2 separate regions of the Homo sapiens genome follow, and region 2 is linked to region 1. A link is a loop called in an ENCODE intact Hi-C map of the cell type or tissue named here. Cell type or tissue: B cell. All regions are shown on one strand. Links, peaks and the distances in the headings refer to the core of each region. The heading gives the core; the rest is flanking DNA.

Region 1 (8,332 bases), core at 269-8,268:
TCAGCTTCTGTTATGCTCACGTCTTGATGGCAGCATCGAATACACTCATGTGCCCTCTCTACAAGTAAGAATGGTATGGAATTGCTTCAACCGTAGATTTGCCTTTTTCCCCCTGGGTGATACAGACTCATAACTTTCCAATATTCATTTTTCTTATTTTCTCTTAGCTATGTAATGTGAGTAGGGTGTATTACTATCTCCTGTTCACAGGATCCAATTAACTGAGGCCATAAGAAATAAATGAATGAATGAATGAACCGAACTAACAACCGCTGTTATGAGCCGAGTGCTTACTCAGTGCCAAGTGCTTTGTTTGGACTTTATTCAATCCAGGGGTTGAAGAACCACTCACTCTGGAGTCAGATTCCTGGTCCTAAACCACGTACTTAAGCAAATTACTTCCCTGTGCCTCAGTTTCCTCTCCTGTGGAATGGGATTAATAACATTGCCATTCTTACAGGGTTGTTTTGAGGCTTAGATGATACATACATGCAAAAAGTCCACAGCATGCTGTCAGGCTGTAAGCACTCAGTTCCATTAATTGCTGTTGATTCCTTCAAGGACTCTGACAGAGGTACACCCCTGTTTTGTGGATGAGGAATTTGTGCTCGGAGAAGGTGGGGGCTTACTCAGGGTCACGTGTGCTGTGGTCAGGAGGTGTAGGCTAAAATCCAGGTCTGACTCCAGAGCCAAGGTTCACAAGCTACATCCCCGCATGCCTCGACTGGTCAACTCCTATAATTCTGTCTGCATAGGAAAGACCTGTTCAATGATCATCTTTTTATATTGTTTTGATTTTTGAGTCATGTATCTCATTTGAGCAAGAGATCAGCCTGCAGTTAGGGCACCGTATTGGTTTCCAATTGCTGCTGTAACAAAATGCTACAAAGTAGAGGCTGAAACAATATAAATGTGTTATTTTACTGTTCTGGAGGTCAGGAGTCTGAAATGGGTCTCCTGGGGCAAGAATCAAGGTGTCCGCAGAAATGAGTTCCTTCCAGAGGTTCCAGTGGAGAATCTGTCCCTTGCCTTTTTTAGCTATTAGATGCCTTCTGAATTTTTTGGCTCATGGCCGCATCTCCTCAACTCTGCTTCCATTGTCACATCTTTTCTGACTCCGAGTCACTGCCTCCTTTTCTTTTGAGACAGAGTCTCGCTCTGTCACCAGGCTGGAGTGCAGTGGCGCAATCTCGGCTCACTGCAACCTCCGCCTCCCGGGTTCAAGGGATTATTCTGCCCCAGCCTCCCAAGTAGCCGGGACTGCAGACATGTGCCACCACGCCTGGCTAATTTTTGTATTTTTAGTAGAGATGGGGTTTCCCCATGTTGGCCAGGATGGTCTCGATCTCCTGACCTTGTGATCGGCCTCCCAAAGTGTTGGGATTACAGGCATGAGCCACTGCACCCGGCCTCCCTGCCTCCTTTCCTAAGGAAGCTGCAGCTCACTTGGGAAATCCAGGATAACCTTCCCACCTCAAGACCCTTCACTCTACCGCAGCTGCAAATTCTCCTTTTGCCATGGAAGGTCACATTCACAGGTTCCAGGGATTAGGATGCGGCCTTTTGGGCGTGTCATTCTGCCTAGCACAGATGGCCATTCTCATCGTGCCAGGGTGCTGGCACATTCTTGTTTCTATAGGGGCTGTGTGGTGTGGGCCCCATCCCAGCCCCTGCCCTTACTAGCCTGTGAGCCTAGGCTAAGCAGACATTTCATTTCTTCGCCCTTCTCCAACCTTCTCCCGACCCTGCCCCATTTCCTCCTTTCCTCATCTGAAGAATAGAGTTTTCAGTACCAGTTTTGCGTGACTGTTGAGAGCACAAAATGAAGTAATGTGTGGAAAGTGCCTGGTCCTAATTGGCTCTCAAAAATGGGAGCCATTATTCTCGCAATGATTACTTTTCAATTATTTTTAATGTTCCTGTAATAACAAACAGAGCCCAGTGTCTTGGCCTGGTCAGAGGGAACAAAAGTCTTAGCATGCAGGTCGAGGGGTCCCCATGGCCTCCAAAAAGCAGAAAAACAACAAAACCTGGTTCTAACTAGCTAGAACTGGACTCAGTTAGGAACAAAAGGGTTATTCAGCTGACCAGAGGATGGGCGAGGAACAGAAGGGGAAGGTGAGTGGAGATTAGCTTGTCAAACAGTATTTTCTTGTGAATGCTGCAGATCAAGGCAGTCTTTTGTGACAGCATTTATATTAAAAGAGGCCCAAGATATTTATAGCCCCTATTGGAGCCTAGAGCCTAAATAGCAACTCTGTTTGATCAGCCTTTCACAGGTCATGTGATGTTTCTCCTTCAGGGTGTCCATTTGAAAGTGGGAGAAACCACTAGGAATTTGGGGGGAATAGAGCAGAGAGAGAGAGGTAGGGAAATTTGGTCCATTTGCAGATTCACGGAAGTTCAAATGTGGCGCATAGCTGCGCACAGCTTCCCCTCCTCCTTGGGTACCATGTTGCCAAGACGGGCGGTTAGAGATTCAATGGCAGAGGGCTAGATGATTCTGTTTCCAAGGGGCCCTGCTTGCCTTCCAGCCCCACCTCATATCACCCTGTCCCTCAGTTGCTGTTCCAGCCTCTTGGCCCACATTCCTCAAACATGTCAAACAGGTTCCACCAAAGGACTTGCATATTTGCTGTTCCCACTCCTGGAACATACTTCCCTGAGATCTTTCTGTGGTTGGTGCCTTCTCATCAAGTCTCAGATGAAATATCACCTCCTTTGAGAGGCCTTCTCCAACCTTCCAGGCACTGCTTCTTGCATTGCCTTGTTTTATTGTCTTCATAGCACTTGTCACCATCAGAAGTGATCTTGCTCATTAATTTGTCTGGTGTCTCTCTCATCACCTCTAGAATTTAACCTTACATTTAACTTTTATTGCTGGATATCTCTATTGGCCTATCTTAGGGCCCAATGGAGAAAGAAAAATGTTCTAATAACATATTGTAAAGGTTTGCCTAGAAAGGTATATCCTTCCCCAACATTTCCATTCACTGAAAGAAAACACCTTATTTGTCTGGTGTCTCTCTCACCACCTCTGGAATGGAACTTCTAGGGGAACAGGGACATTGGCTCTTATTGACTGCCATAACCCCAGAGTGAGACATTGCCTAACAAATGAAGGGCATTTATGAAAATACTTGCTAACATGCTGCGCTTATTATGGGCCACATCCTGTTCTAAATGTTTTGCATGATTTAATTCATTTAGTCTTCTCAACTAATCCATTTTACAGATGAGGAAATGGAGGCATAGTTTAATAAATGAAAAACATCAAATGAATTAGACTATTCAGGTATACTGGAGGTATTACTGAATTGATTCAGCAATTGTATCAGTTATCCGTTGCTACAGTAATTCTGCATAACAAAACACCCTATTTCTTCATGCTTGTTAAGGCTGCCAAGGAATGAAAGGACAAGGTTTTTATTTTTCTTCACGGTGGGGGAGATAAAAACCACATTTTATATTTTCAGAGAGTGACAATGAGCATTAATTGAGCATCTACTGTGCGTCAGGCTCTCGGTTACGTTTGGAATTAAATACTCAAAACAGTCCTCAGGAGTGTGGCATTGACCCCATTTCATTCAGTTTGTGAAACAGACTGAGAGGTAAAGTCACGTACTCTAGCTCACACAGTCTTAGGGTTATTTTAATTTCTCCCGCTCTAGCTCACACAGTCTCGCCGCTATTTTTATCTCTCCTGAGATTCTCCAGACAAAACCAGCTCGTAAGAGGGCACCCATGATGTCGTTGGTACTCAGTAGACATTAGCTGAATGAAGGAGGAGGAAAGGCCACCAACCGACCTGTGAGGGTGGATGTTCCTATCTTCGTAGTACTCAGATGAGGAAACTGGAATTTAGAGAGATTCAGTCCAAGGTCACCTGGCTAGTAAATGATCAAGTCAAGATTCCAACCCAGAAAGTTCCATTTCCAGAAGCCAGTGCTATCTGAGGGAAGTAGAATTTAGCAGTGAGGACTTCAGGACCCCAAATGCCTTCTCCACAGTTTACAGCCCCCACCGGCCAGGAGAGAGGCGAAGGGAGACCGAGGGCATATACGTTTGTCTGTAAACCCGTTGGGAGGGTACCCACCGAGGCCTGGAACCAATTCAGGCCCCGGAGCCTCCGCGTCCTGCTCCATATCCCCCTGAGCCGCAGTCTCCCTTGAGCAGAACTCTGGAGTCAGATCTTCTTCTTTGACCTCCGCCCCGTGTGTGGTTTGAGAAGGAAGAGTTGGGAATGGAGAGAGCCCTCATGCGAAGTCATTTGCTGATGAGACCCCAGCAGCTGGTGAGGGGGGCCAGGCCTGTGTGGATTTTGAGTGGGATTTGTGGCCTGAACATACTGGGGCCGCCGAGCCCCAGCTGCAGGGACAGCCAGCACTATCACCTGCCCTGCAGAGAGCAGGCATCTTTCTTTCCCTTTTGGAAACTGCCATGTGTAATTCATGGTAGAGCACAGAGAAAGACGCAATGGAGCCCCGCCCCATGGAAAATCCTAATTAGCTCCCCACAGGGCTGCCAGAATCATGGCAGGCTCCTCACAGCATCTCTGACTCTTGTCAAAGGGTGGCGGCCCTGACTGTCCAGAGGAAGAGGCCTCCCCACAACAAAACCCCTCTGGTTTGTTTTTGTTGTTGGTTTGTTTTTTTACTGCCCCAGGAATCAGGGTTATCTGCTGGACCACCTTATAATTTGCAAAGCCCCACCAACTGGTCTGCTTTCTTTAGAGTGACTTGAACCTCTGAGCATTCATCGACTCACCAAGCATCAACTGGACTCCTGCTGTGTGCAGGGGTTTTGGGCTAGGCCCCAGGGATACAGCAGTGCATAAGGCTGTGTAATCCTTGTTCTCAAGGGGCATACTTTCTGGTTGAGAGGACGCAGGTGATAGCAAATAGATATATAAGAAGATACAAGGTAGTAATAGCATGAGTGAGCCAGTGGGTGTTGCTCTTAAGCCACGCTCTTGCCTCTCAACACTGGAGTGACATGCAAATGCCATGGGGACATCTCAGGGACATACTGAGGCAGAGAGAAGAGCAAGTGCAAGGGCACCACAGCAGATGCAAGCCTGGTGGCTGGAAGAAGCAAACACAAAGGCTGTGCAAGGAAACCCTGATGAATGTGGGGATGGGGACGGACATGTGGCCAGGCAGGCACACAGGGGCCAATCTGCGGGGCCTGGTCAGACCACAGAAGTAAGGATGTTCTGCTAGGAAGCACCATTGCTTTTGCCTACTGGGCAGAAGTGCAGAAGTGTGGAGCCTCCCACTGGTGTCCTGTCATTCGAGGGTTTATTTCTGCTTATTGGGTCAGTGATTCAGCTCCTGCACCTGCTCCATGTGGGAAGGAAATGCTGTGCACTCAGTAAAGTCAGTTCCTCTCAATCCCTCCTCCTCTGGTATGTGCCCACCCAAACCACGTTTGAAATCATCAGGTCACCCTGACTTTTAACTTATACCACACTCCCCCGGGTTCTCACGTGCAAGCAAAGCTTGACTAGCTGGGCCCACATCTTTGAGTGCCCCGCCCCCCTGTTCCTGCTGTGAGTGAAGGGTTCAGGTGAAGAAGGCATAGATGTTAGGGGCAGACAGATCTTAGGTTTGAATCTCAGTCTTGCCACTTAATGGCTGTGTGGTCTTGGACAAGTCTCTTAAAGTCTCTGGACCTCAATAACACTGGGGATAATAATATCTACTTCAAAGGGTTGTTGTGAGGATGAATTGAGATAATAAATGAAGACATCTAGTGCAAGGCAAGTGCTTGATCAGTTTAAAGGTTCTCTCTTCTTGCAGTCTCTTACCAGCCTGTTGTGGAGTACCTGGAAGGAAAGGTACAACACTTCTCTAGTAACACATCACTGGGTGGCAGTGAGTACAGCTGGGCTGTCTAATGACTTTGTAATGAGTAACTTCATGCATTACCATCTAAATGATAGGATACATAGAAATAGATCATCAATAAAAAGGAATGCAGTACTGATACATGCTACATGGATGAACCTCAAAAACATTATGCTAAGTGAAAGAAATTACTCACAAAAGACCGCATATGATATGATTCTATTAATGTGAAAGTTCCAGAATGGATAAATCTATAGAGACAGAAACTAGATTAGTGGTTGCATAGGGCTTAGAAAGGGCATAGACAGAATCTTTTGGGGGTGATAAATATATTCTAAAATTAGGTTACAGCGATGATTGCACAACTCTGTAAATACATGAAAAACCACTAAATCGTGCATTTTAAATGGATGAATTTTATGGTACATAAATTATATCTCAAGCTGCTTTTTAAAAAAGAGATATAGTTTCATTACTTTCAGAAATAATACAAAGTTTAAAATGACATGCTAAGCCTGGGCAACATGGCAAAACCCCTTCTCTACAGAAAAAAATAAAATTAGCCAGGTGTGGTAGCATGCACCCGTAGTCCCAGTTGCTACTTGGGAGACAATTGAAGTCTGTTTTTCAGTCTGATAGGTCTAGAAACACTCATATACCTCTTTTTTCTTTTTGTCTGTTTTGCTTTTTTTTTTTTTTTTTTTTTTTGAGATGGAGTCTCGCTCTGTCGCCCAGGCTGGAGTGCAGTGGTGCGATCTCGGCTCCCTGCGAGCTCTGCCTCCCAGGTTCACGCCATTCTCCTGCCTCAGCCTCCCGAGTAGATGGGACTACAGGCACCCGCCACCACACCCGGCTAATTTTTTTTTGTATCTTTAGTAGAGACGGGGTTTCACCGTTTTAGCCAAGATGGTCTCGATCTCCTGACCTCGTGTTCCACCTGCCTCGGCCTCCCAAAGTGCTGGGATTACAGGCGTGAGCCACCGCGCCTGGCCTGTTTTGGTTTTTTAAAAAAGACACTGGCATAATATTTTGACAAATGCCGAAATAATATAATGTGGGATTGGGCTCTACTGGAAGTATATATGTTGTACAGCACTGGGAACAGCAAATTCCATCAGGGAGGGACAAAGTGAGGGAACAAGAGTATCAGGAAAGTTTTCTAAAGGAGGTTGCATCTGAGCATGCCGTTGAGGAATAAAAGTGTTCATCTGTCTGGCCAACCGCCACAAACTGAGTAGAGGCAGCAGCACACAAAAGAAAAGATCAGTAATATTCTATAAGCTTTGACCTGCCTGAAGAAACAGCAGCAGCATTTGTTATGGTTGTATTTTAGTTGTGTCCTTGGTGACAAGCAAACCCTCCCTGGCCATCGGACACAAGTGGATCATTGATATCAGTTGACTCCTGGTTACCCCAGTTTTGGTAACACCTGTAATGTCTTGGCCTGGATCTTGGTAGTGAAAGATTTCATCTCTCTGGTGTTTATGGTCTTGTTTTTCACCAAACTGACATTGGGAGAATCTGAGACAGACTAGAGATAGCAATGGTATCCTCCATATGGCATTAGGATTTCACCTGTATGATGTGTTTCTCCTGTGAAGCCACCTCATTGGGAAATAAATTCTGCCCCATGGCAACCGATGTTCAATCCCAGTGACAGCAGCATAGCCCGGCAGAAAGCACTGAGAATCAGGTTCCAGATTTCAACACTGCTCCTGGCCTTAATGAGCCAGCTACCGTAACCGTAGCCACCGATCACCAAGTACCAACCCTGTGTCCAGCCCCACCTGACTCTCTGTCCTTCTTCTCCAGACTTGTCTAATAGGGGTAAACTGTACTTATCTTCACGGGAGTGTTATGCATTCAAAGACAAAAGTGAAGCCACTTTAAAAGATGTACAAACCTCAAAAGGGAAACTAACCTTTGCAGGAAGGAAGAAAGTGTTGAAATGGCAAAAGGGGGCGGGGTCTTGAGCAGGAGGTGGAATGGAGTATGATTGGGCAGGGGGAGAATGTCACCAATGAGCAGGGTTTGACACTTTCAGGCCCAGTATCCACCTGCTCAGTGCGAGACAACCCAGCAGTCAGACAAAACTAAGGCAGAGGCTTCAGCAAAGCTGGACACATGCTAGCTCCCCACCCCAAAACAGAGAGAGAGGGAAAGAGAAATCATTTATATTTATAAAAATCATCAATGTAGTCATCATAGGACCAGTAAGAAATGAGGCCGGGCTTATACTTACTTTATGGTTTCACCTTATTTTCACTTCGAATCACATTTTGGAGGTGGCCCTATGGTTTTGTTAGGGTTTCAGACCTCTAAAGGTCTAAATCCAGCTGTGGCTACACTGAACAATTTTCCTGTAGTGGTTGGGAGCAACTTTGTGGGGTTGAAATATGGTATTCAGAAATATGGATAGATTTTCCCAGGAAATAGTAAGATATGAGATTCCCCTTTCAGCCACCCCAGAACTGATCACTCTC
Region 2 (8,332 bases), core at 1-8,000, 72 kb after region 1:
CCACCCCGAGACAGTCAAAGGGGGCGACCTCTCTTCCTCCTGTTTGGGTTCTTGTGTCTGAGGGAAATTGCAAACGCTGCAGTAATGTTTTAATTTAAGGGAAACCAGCTCTTCCTTTTAAGATGAAACGTAGTAAAATTTTAAAGACTTTTTCAAACAGTCCCTAAATTTGTTACTTAAACTAATTATGGTTGCCTTTTATAAATGTCCAAATTAAAAATAGACATCTAAACGAGAATGCAGGACACAGCCCAGAGCCCGGAGCCATGTTCACGGTTTCCTAGAATCAGCCCTCCTCTGACCTAATTTATACTTTTGAGAGATCAAAGCGAGATGAAGGGAGTTGGAGGCTGGGGCTGGGGGTGGATCTAGGAGTCTGTCGGCAGCAGATGGCGAACCTGGGTTCTGTGTTTTGTAATTAAGTATAGCTGTGAATTGGTGAAAGACATTAGATTACAGTCATTTCCAAATAGTATAAAGCTGTGGTTCTCAAAGTTTGGTTCCTAGTCCAGCGGCATCAGCATCTCCTGGTGTTATAGGGGTCGAATTGTGTCCCTCCCAAATTCATACGTTGAATTCTCAACACCCAGGACTTCCAGAGGTGACTGTATTTGGAGAAAGGACTGTTAAATGGGGGATTGAGGGAAAATGAGGACTTTTGAGTGGGGCCCTGATCCAGTCTGACTGGTGTCCTTATTAGAGGCAGAGACACCTGGAGCGCATGCCCGGTGGGGGCTGGAGGGGGGAGGGGGGAGATTAAGAGGAAGAGACACCTGGGGAGTGGAGTCGGGGGAGAGATGGCCGTGTGAGAAGGCAGCAAGCAAGGCACATCTACAGGCCAAAGAGAGAAGCCTCAGGGAACACCAGCCCCACCCGGCACCTTAGTCTTTAAATCCCAGCCTCCAGAACTGTGAAAAAATAAATCTCTGTCGTTTAAGCCACCTGGTCTGTGGTATTTATTATGGCGGCCCAAACACTTTGGGGGCTTGCTAGAAATGCAGGTTCTCAGGCCTGTCAGACCTGCTGAGTCAGAAATTCTGGGAGGAGAACCCAGCAAGCTGTGTTCTCACAAGCCCTCCAGGTAATAACGTTCATGTAGGCTCAAGTTTGAGAACCACTGGCATGAAGTATGATTAGTACTCAGGGGTAGCCAGCCCAGGAGAGAATGACGCATGGTTGGAGTAGGGACTGGTCGGCTAAATATAAACTTTCTTTTAGTAGGCTCTGCAGCCTCTGGAAGAGTCCCAACGGGTTCCTTAAATGGGATGTGGTATGTGTGAAAGTGTTCCATACATGAGGAAGCTTTCTGTTGACCTTAGGTGGAAGTGAATCGTGGCATTATTCAGTCAGCTGAAGAAAGCAACCCTCCAAATACCCCAACACAGGCAAACTGAATCCAAGAATCTCCCTCCTGCACTGAATTTTCCGAGTCCTTTGAAATCTTGTGCATGTTCCTCTCCAAACAACTGGAATGTTTCTCTTTTCTGATAACTAGAGCAAGAAGATTTAATCATATTTCCCCTTTTGTCCTTGCTGCTAGGAAGCCCACAGCCAATTGAGATTCTAAATCCCAGCCCTCATAGAATATTTTTTTTCTATTTTTATTTCATACTGCACATATGTCCTTTGTTATGGTCTCTTCAAAACCTTTTGAGAAAGCAAACAAGAAGAGGGGAGAGAAAGGGAATGTAAGAAGAAAGACATTGATCTCACAGCTCAGATAATTGTCAGATCAACAAGTCCTTTCTTTGTAAAATTGATCAAACTTGGTTGGAAAATTTGGGCATTCTCTTTTACTATGAGGGAACGGGTTTTTCTTCATTAATGAGTGAGTCTTCTTCACTCTCTTGTCTTCCTGATGTCCCCAGAGCTGTTGGTCCCATCAGTAGTTCCGGAACTGTGCTCAGGGAACGTGTTAGTTGCTGAGGGGTTATGACAGTTACAAAAGCTCTTCTGAGCCCTGGTGGAGCCAGGCTGTCATCAGAAATCTCTCCTGCCCCATTTTGACATGGTGGCAAAGAATTCCTCTCTTCCGTCTGGCCTGTCCAGGGCTGTCCTTACTCCAGGTTTCATAAACCAAGGTTCAAGAAGTCCACAGATAGAACCCCCAGGAGTCTAGAGTTCCATAGAAGAACTTTATTGATTGAGTGTTTTTATTTTGGTGATAATCTTTTGAAAAATGATTATCCATTTCTGGATCATCAGGTCTGCCCCGGATAACCTAGTTCTGCCATATGAAGTCGTGGTGCCTGTGTTCATTGATGTTCTTGGTGGTTCCGTGTAGCTCCATTTTTATTGTCTTGGGCTAATTGGAAATGAGCAGAAAAGGAAAATATATACATGATGAGCTTTTACCAAGTAAAGGTCAAATGAGATTCCAGCGTGCCGAGTTTCACAGTAACTAGGAATGAGGAAGTGGTAAGGAAACCGAGTCCTCATGCAGCACAGAAAGGGAAGCTCTACTCCAAACACCCTGACCCACAGCAGTGAGCAAGCATCTGCGTGGTTTCAGGCAGGGCTTTAGTTCCAGTAAAACATCACCCCTCATGTTAATGTTGTGCATTTGAATGTTTATGTTTGTTTTGAACTTGTAGTTGTGTACCTGGTTTTATATTTCTGCACTTTTTTTTTTTTTTTTTTTTTTTTTTTTGTTGAGACTGAGTCTCGCTCTGTCACCCAGGCCGGAGTGCAATGGTGCAATCTTGGCTCACTGCAACCTCTGCCTCCCGGGTTCAAGTGATTTTCCCCTGCCTCAGCCTCCCCAGTAGCTGGGAGTACAGGTGTCTGCCACCATGCCCGGCTAATTTTTGCATTTTTAGTAGAGACAGGGTTTCACCATGTTGGCCAGGCTGGTCTCGAACTCCTGACCTCAGGTGATCCACTCGCCTCAGCCTCCCTAAATGTTGGGATTACAGATGTGAGCCACCGTGCCTGGCTTGTGCACATTTTAGTACCATTTTATTTTTAATAATTTAAATCAACACTAGTCTGAAAATATTTTTATTTTTTGAGACAAGGTGCTTACTGTCACCTGAAATTATTTTAAAATTAAAAAATTATAAAAACCAATTAAAATGTATTTTTAAAAACATTAATAGTAGAGGCCCAGGTGAATTTCTCTCTTGGATTTGAGAAGCATTCTCTTGACCCCTACCCCAGAGTCTTCCTGAGGGGAAACTGTGTGTGCCTTGTTGTGGCAGGTGCACCATTTGCCCCTTAAACTGCTGTGGAGAAGAAGGAAATGGAGGGGAAAGAAACCTCAAATACCAGGTTTAAAAGCCCCACTGAGTTATTTTCCGCCTCTGCAACTGAATGTAAAATGATATGCTGGTGTCATTTCCATTTTTCCTGCCTTTGTGGTCCTGAATGCAGTATTAACTGGCATGCTACCTCCCTGGGGATTCAGGTGGCCAGAAAATTGTCTCCAGCTCAAAAGAGGTTGGGAGGGTGATGAGGGGGAGATCCCCTTATTTCTCTGCTCATCTTAGTAACTTATTGCCTTCAGAATTGTCCTTAGTGATTCAAATGGCAGAATTGATGGGCCCTGTTTCCTTCCTAGTCCTTTCATTTCCTTTAAACACAGGTTTGGTTTTGTTTAATGGCATTGTTCAATAGCCCAAGAGGCCCATGAATGCTTCTCTTAGGGTGATGAATACATCGGCTAAGAAGTCATGAATTGCAAAGGTCAGAGTTTTCCTATTCAAAATAATTATTAATTGAATCCAGTGACCTAGGGCTGACCTGCAACAAAATTACAGAGCTGGTGAAATTTGTCTTTGAGATTCCTATCCAGGCGTTCTTTTTCAGATTTCTTTTTTCTTCTTTGATAAAAGAATGCCTACGTATTAACTACCTGTTTTGTGCCATACCTTGTCCAAATCCTGTACTAGAGTTGATCTTATTTACTGAATGCTGAAATGTACCTTATTTGCTGTAGTCACCACCCCTGCGGGGTAGGTGGTACTATCCCCATTTTGCAAATAGAGGAACTGAGACTCAGAAGGGTAAGGCTCTTGCCCAGGATCAAGCCCAGACCTTCTTATTTCAAATCTTATCTTCACTGTACTTTACAAGTACCCTAATACACTGTCCTTATTCTTCTATATAAAATAGCCTCTTATATGATGTTATCTTCTCTTTAAACTTATAGTTTAGTACCAACTTGCTCAAAGTTATCACTTGAATGATTGACCTCCTCTTTTAGGTTCCTGAGGCCATCATAACAAATTACCACAAACTGAGTGGCTTAAAACTAAGGAAATGTATTCTCTCACAGTCCTGGAAGCCAGAAGTCTGAAATCAAGCTGTTGGCAGGGCATGCTCTCTCTGAAGGCTCCAGAGGAATGGATCCTTCCTTGCCTCTTCCCAGCTGCTGGTGGTGGCCGGCAGTCCTTGGCATTTTTTGGCCTGGAGACACATCATTGCAGTCTCCGACTCTGTCCTCACGTGGCATTCTCCCTGCGTGTCTCTGTGTCTCTGCTTTCTCTTCTTATAAGGACACCACCCATTGGGTCAGGGCCCACCCTAATCCAGTATCATCTCATCTTAACTAATTACACCTGCAAAAACCCTATTTCCATATCAAATCACATTCTGAGGTTCTGGGTGGACATGAATTTGGGAGGGACATTATTTGTCACAGTACAGCTCTATGAAAGAACTTTATGATAATCAACAAACAATTGGGAAATTTATTTACTTATTTATTTATTTATTTATTTATTTATTTATGTATTTTTGAGACAGAGTCTCACTCTGTCGCCCAGGCTGGAGTGCAGTGCCGCGATCGCGGCTCATTGCAACCTCCGCCTCCTGAGTTCTAGCAATTCTCCTGCCTCAGCCTCCCGAGTAGCTGGGATCACAGGCACCCGCCACCACGCCCAGCTAATTTTTTGTATTTTTAGTACAAATGGGGTTTCGCCATGTTGGCCAGGGTGGTCTCACACTCCTGACCTCAAGTAATTAGCCCGCTGCTGCCTCCCAAAGTGCTGGGATTACAGGCCTGAGCCACCACGCCTGGCCTAGAAATTTCTTTAACTAGAGGGGTCTTCCTGCTTACAGATCAAGTATCCCTACAGAGATTATTAAGCCATTCATTCATTCATTCACTCAACCAACACTTATGGAGCATCTCCTATGGGGCTGGCACTTTTGCAAGCACCGGGGATATCGCTATGGAAAGACAAAGTTCCTGCTCTGTGGTACCTCTATTTGATAAGGCAGACACTTCATGCCAGAATGGTGTGACAAGCATAGATCTGAGTCACACACTCTGGCTCAAGTCACAGTTCTGCTTCTCTTAGAAGGAGGCACCTTGGGCAGTCACTTTGCCTGTCTCAGCCTGTTTCCTCGTTGACAGAAGGCAATGCCGAGACCACCACAGCTTTACAAATGTTGGGAGAATCTCCTCAAGGTAGTGAACAAGGAGTGCTCCACAAATCGTTTTCCACGTTCTCATTCATGTGTTGGTGCGTCTGACGGATCCTCAGCTGTAAAATGGAGATCCTAATAATCTCCGTTATTACTGATTGCATTAAAGAAGTTAGTCAGTGTGAAGCATGAAGAGCATTACCTGGCTCACAACGAGCACTCACCCAGTCAGTGTTAGGTGTCATCATCATCCTGATATATACTGTGCAGGAGGGAAAATTAGAAAATTCTGCAGCTTGCTTTTGATATTTCTTGGCATATGCCTAGTGTCACTTATACTTGGAGAACTAAAAAATAGCATCACTGGAGATTTGGATTGATGGGGACCCATGACCACTGGGCATTGAGCCTTTGTGGCAAAATCTCAGCAAGACAAAACAATACCCAGGCACTAAGGAAGAATATTCTGGAAGATTCTCTGTGGGACCCAGAAAAGAATACATGGCCACCAGTTGGCTACCCTGGAAGAAACTGGGCTCTACCCAACATTAAAGGTGGCCAAGACCCCGGCAGTCAGCTAATCTAACTGCCTCTTTCTACAGGCAAGGCAGGGGCAGCCTAGAGAGGGAGGAAAGGAAGAAATAATACTGATTGCGTATCTACTGTGTTCAGGCCACGGAGTACACACCTTATAGTCCTCACACCAGCCTAACAAGGCATCGGAGTGAGGATCTCCTTTGCATAGGCAAGGAAACAAAGGCCAAGAAAGGCCCAGGCCCCATATTTGGGTCATAATAACATGCAAACTGGATCCGTGGTTCAGTAGCCCAGGCCTCTTTGCACATATAGATTATTGCTCTGCCCTTTATAGTGGGGATAAATTTGTTGAGTGGTGGCATTTGGTCTGTGAATAACCAGAGGTCGGTAATTTGCCAGTTATTTCCAAGCTGGGAAACTCCAGGCCAAGCTGGTTTTACCAAGTGGAACCCGAAAATATATATATGGTGCCCTTGCTTCTCTGGAATCTGGCTGAGGGTCTCAGCATCGTATCCCGGCTAGGACCCTCAGCTCTCCTGTTTTTCAGCTCTCCTGTTGCAGTTATTTATTGCTGGGCAACAAATCACCCCAAAACTTAGTGGCTTAACACAGCACTGATATGTCACCTGCCACAGCTCTGTGGGTAGGTAATCGGGCAGGTCTGCTGGTCTCACCTGGGATCATTCACATCACTGTGGTCCGTGGATGGCTGGCAGTTGGTGCTGGTCTGCAGTGCCCCAGTCTTCATCCTCCAGGAGGCTGGACAGGTCTTTCCATAGCATGACTGTCTCAGGGCAGCGTTCCAACAGCGTGAAGGCTAGGAACTGCAGGGCTTCCTAATAGGCTTCAGAACGTGTTCATCGTTGCTTCTACCTCATTCTACTCATCAGAGCAAGTCACAGCCAGCCCCCATTCAAAGAACTGGAGAAATAGAGTCTCTGCTTCTTGATGGGAGGAGTGTCAGTGTCAGACTGCAAAGGGGAATGCACATCGGGGGATACTAGCAACTCTTTCCAGATTTCCACCAGTTATTTGTGAGGCTAAAGCAGTGAGAGAATCACCATACTCTTCACACATAGACCTTGCAAAGTGTTGGTACTCTGTCTTGGTTTGCTTCCTCCCTTGGGTATAAAAATTTTTAGTGGCGATGGCATGTTATAGTTCAGCGTGTTGCTGGGAAGATTAAACATAATGTATTTAAATCACCTGTGAAGGTGCCTCCTACAGAGTAGCTCCTTAGTCATACTGTCTGCTGTTGTCATGGTGACCATCACCATCCTTTGTCCTGGGGACCATGAGAGGAGATGGACATGGAGCTTAATGCAGGGTGCAATGGCTTCTCCCTGGTGGCTACCATGATGCCCCTCAGTTCCCCAGCAAACTCATCAGTGGCCCTACTTTAGGCCCATCCCAATGGCCCTGTGCACCTTTTAGTAAAAATTGTGCAGATTGAGGTTCAAAGTTGGAGGAGCAGGGGCAGATACTTGGGTTGCACTCAAGTCCTAGGCTCTACTGACTTGGCTGTCCAGGTGACTGGAGGATTTCACGGATACAGCTGCATTCTCAGGACTCAAAGCCACCCACAGTCTGGCCTGGAGGAGGCGGTGACTCTGGGGCTCCGAGTCCCTGTGAAGTGAGTGGCCACAGGAGTTGAGAAAACCAAGAATGAACTAGACAGGAGGGTTGTGCTATGAAGCACACTCAGTGTTGTGGGTGTTCAGTGGAGGGAATGGTTATTCCACTTGTGTGGCAGGGGAGTGTGTGGGGCCATGAAGAATTGTCAAGTTTGGGGCCAGGCACAGTGGCTCACCCCTGCAGTCTCAGCACTTTGGGAGACTGAGGCTGGCCAATCACCTGAGGTCAGGAGTTTGAGACCAGCCTGACCAACGTAGTGAAACCCCGTCTCTACTAAAAATACAAAAATCAGCAGGGCATGGTGATGCGTGCCTGTAATCCCAGCTACTCGGGGGGCTGAGGCAGGAGAATTGCTTGAACTCTGGAGGCGGAGGTTGCAGTGAGCTGAGATCGCGCCACTGCATTCCAGCCTGGGCAACAGAGTAAGACTCTGGAAAAAAAAAGAAAAGAAAAGAATTGTCAAGTTTATACCAGCAGAGATTGAGAGGGGAGAATCCCAGATGGGCCCAGCCTAAGGAACGCTTGCGGCAAAGAGGAAAGAGTGAATCATTGGTTTCTCGGGACCCCCCCCTCCGGTTATGAAAGGGTGAGGAGTAGGAATCAGGCTGGAAAAGTAGGTTGGCATTGGGCTATGGAGAACCCCAAAAGGCCAGTGTATGAATGGGGGCTTGGTTCCTGGGGCAAGGAGGCAACCAAGACACCACCTCATCTGTAGCTCCAGAGCAACTATTCCATAGCCCTGTGCCCCCAGTTTCTCTGTAACTTTAATCACAATTAATATTATTCCATT

What was found. Peaks named below come from ENCODE experiments on the same cell type or tissue, not always from the same donor. Only the 100,000 strongest peaks of a DNase experiment are listed, where the experiment ranks them.
Region 2: it touches region 1 in a loop (2.9-fold over the local background); 7 of 110 quality-filtered maps call a loop at or near these places.

What each region holds. Positions count from the first base shown.
Region 1 is chr12:104,675,292-104,683,623 of GRCh38, forward strand. The region is part of intron 2 of CHST11 (carbohydrate sulfotransferase 11); the gene reads left to right. Among named protein-coding and RNA genes, the nearest start is that of MIR3922, 88 kb to the left of the region's middle. In B cell, for the core only: a CTCF peak has its summit at 4,981; DNase peaks (open chromatin) are centred at 4,970 and 7,810; H3K4me3 peaks cover 845 bases; H3K27ac peaks cover 1,830 bases.
Region 2 is chr12:104,747,807-104,756,138 of GRCh38, forward strand. All of the region lies in intron 2 of CHST11 (carbohydrate sulfotransferase 11), which reads left to right. Among named protein-coding and RNA genes, the nearest start is that of MIR3922, 160 kb to the left of the region's middle. RefSeq lists enhancers at 3,256-3,833, 3,823-3,872. In B cell, for the core only: no CTCF peak of the experiment used is centred there; DNase peaks (open chromatin) are centred at 2,445 and 3,995.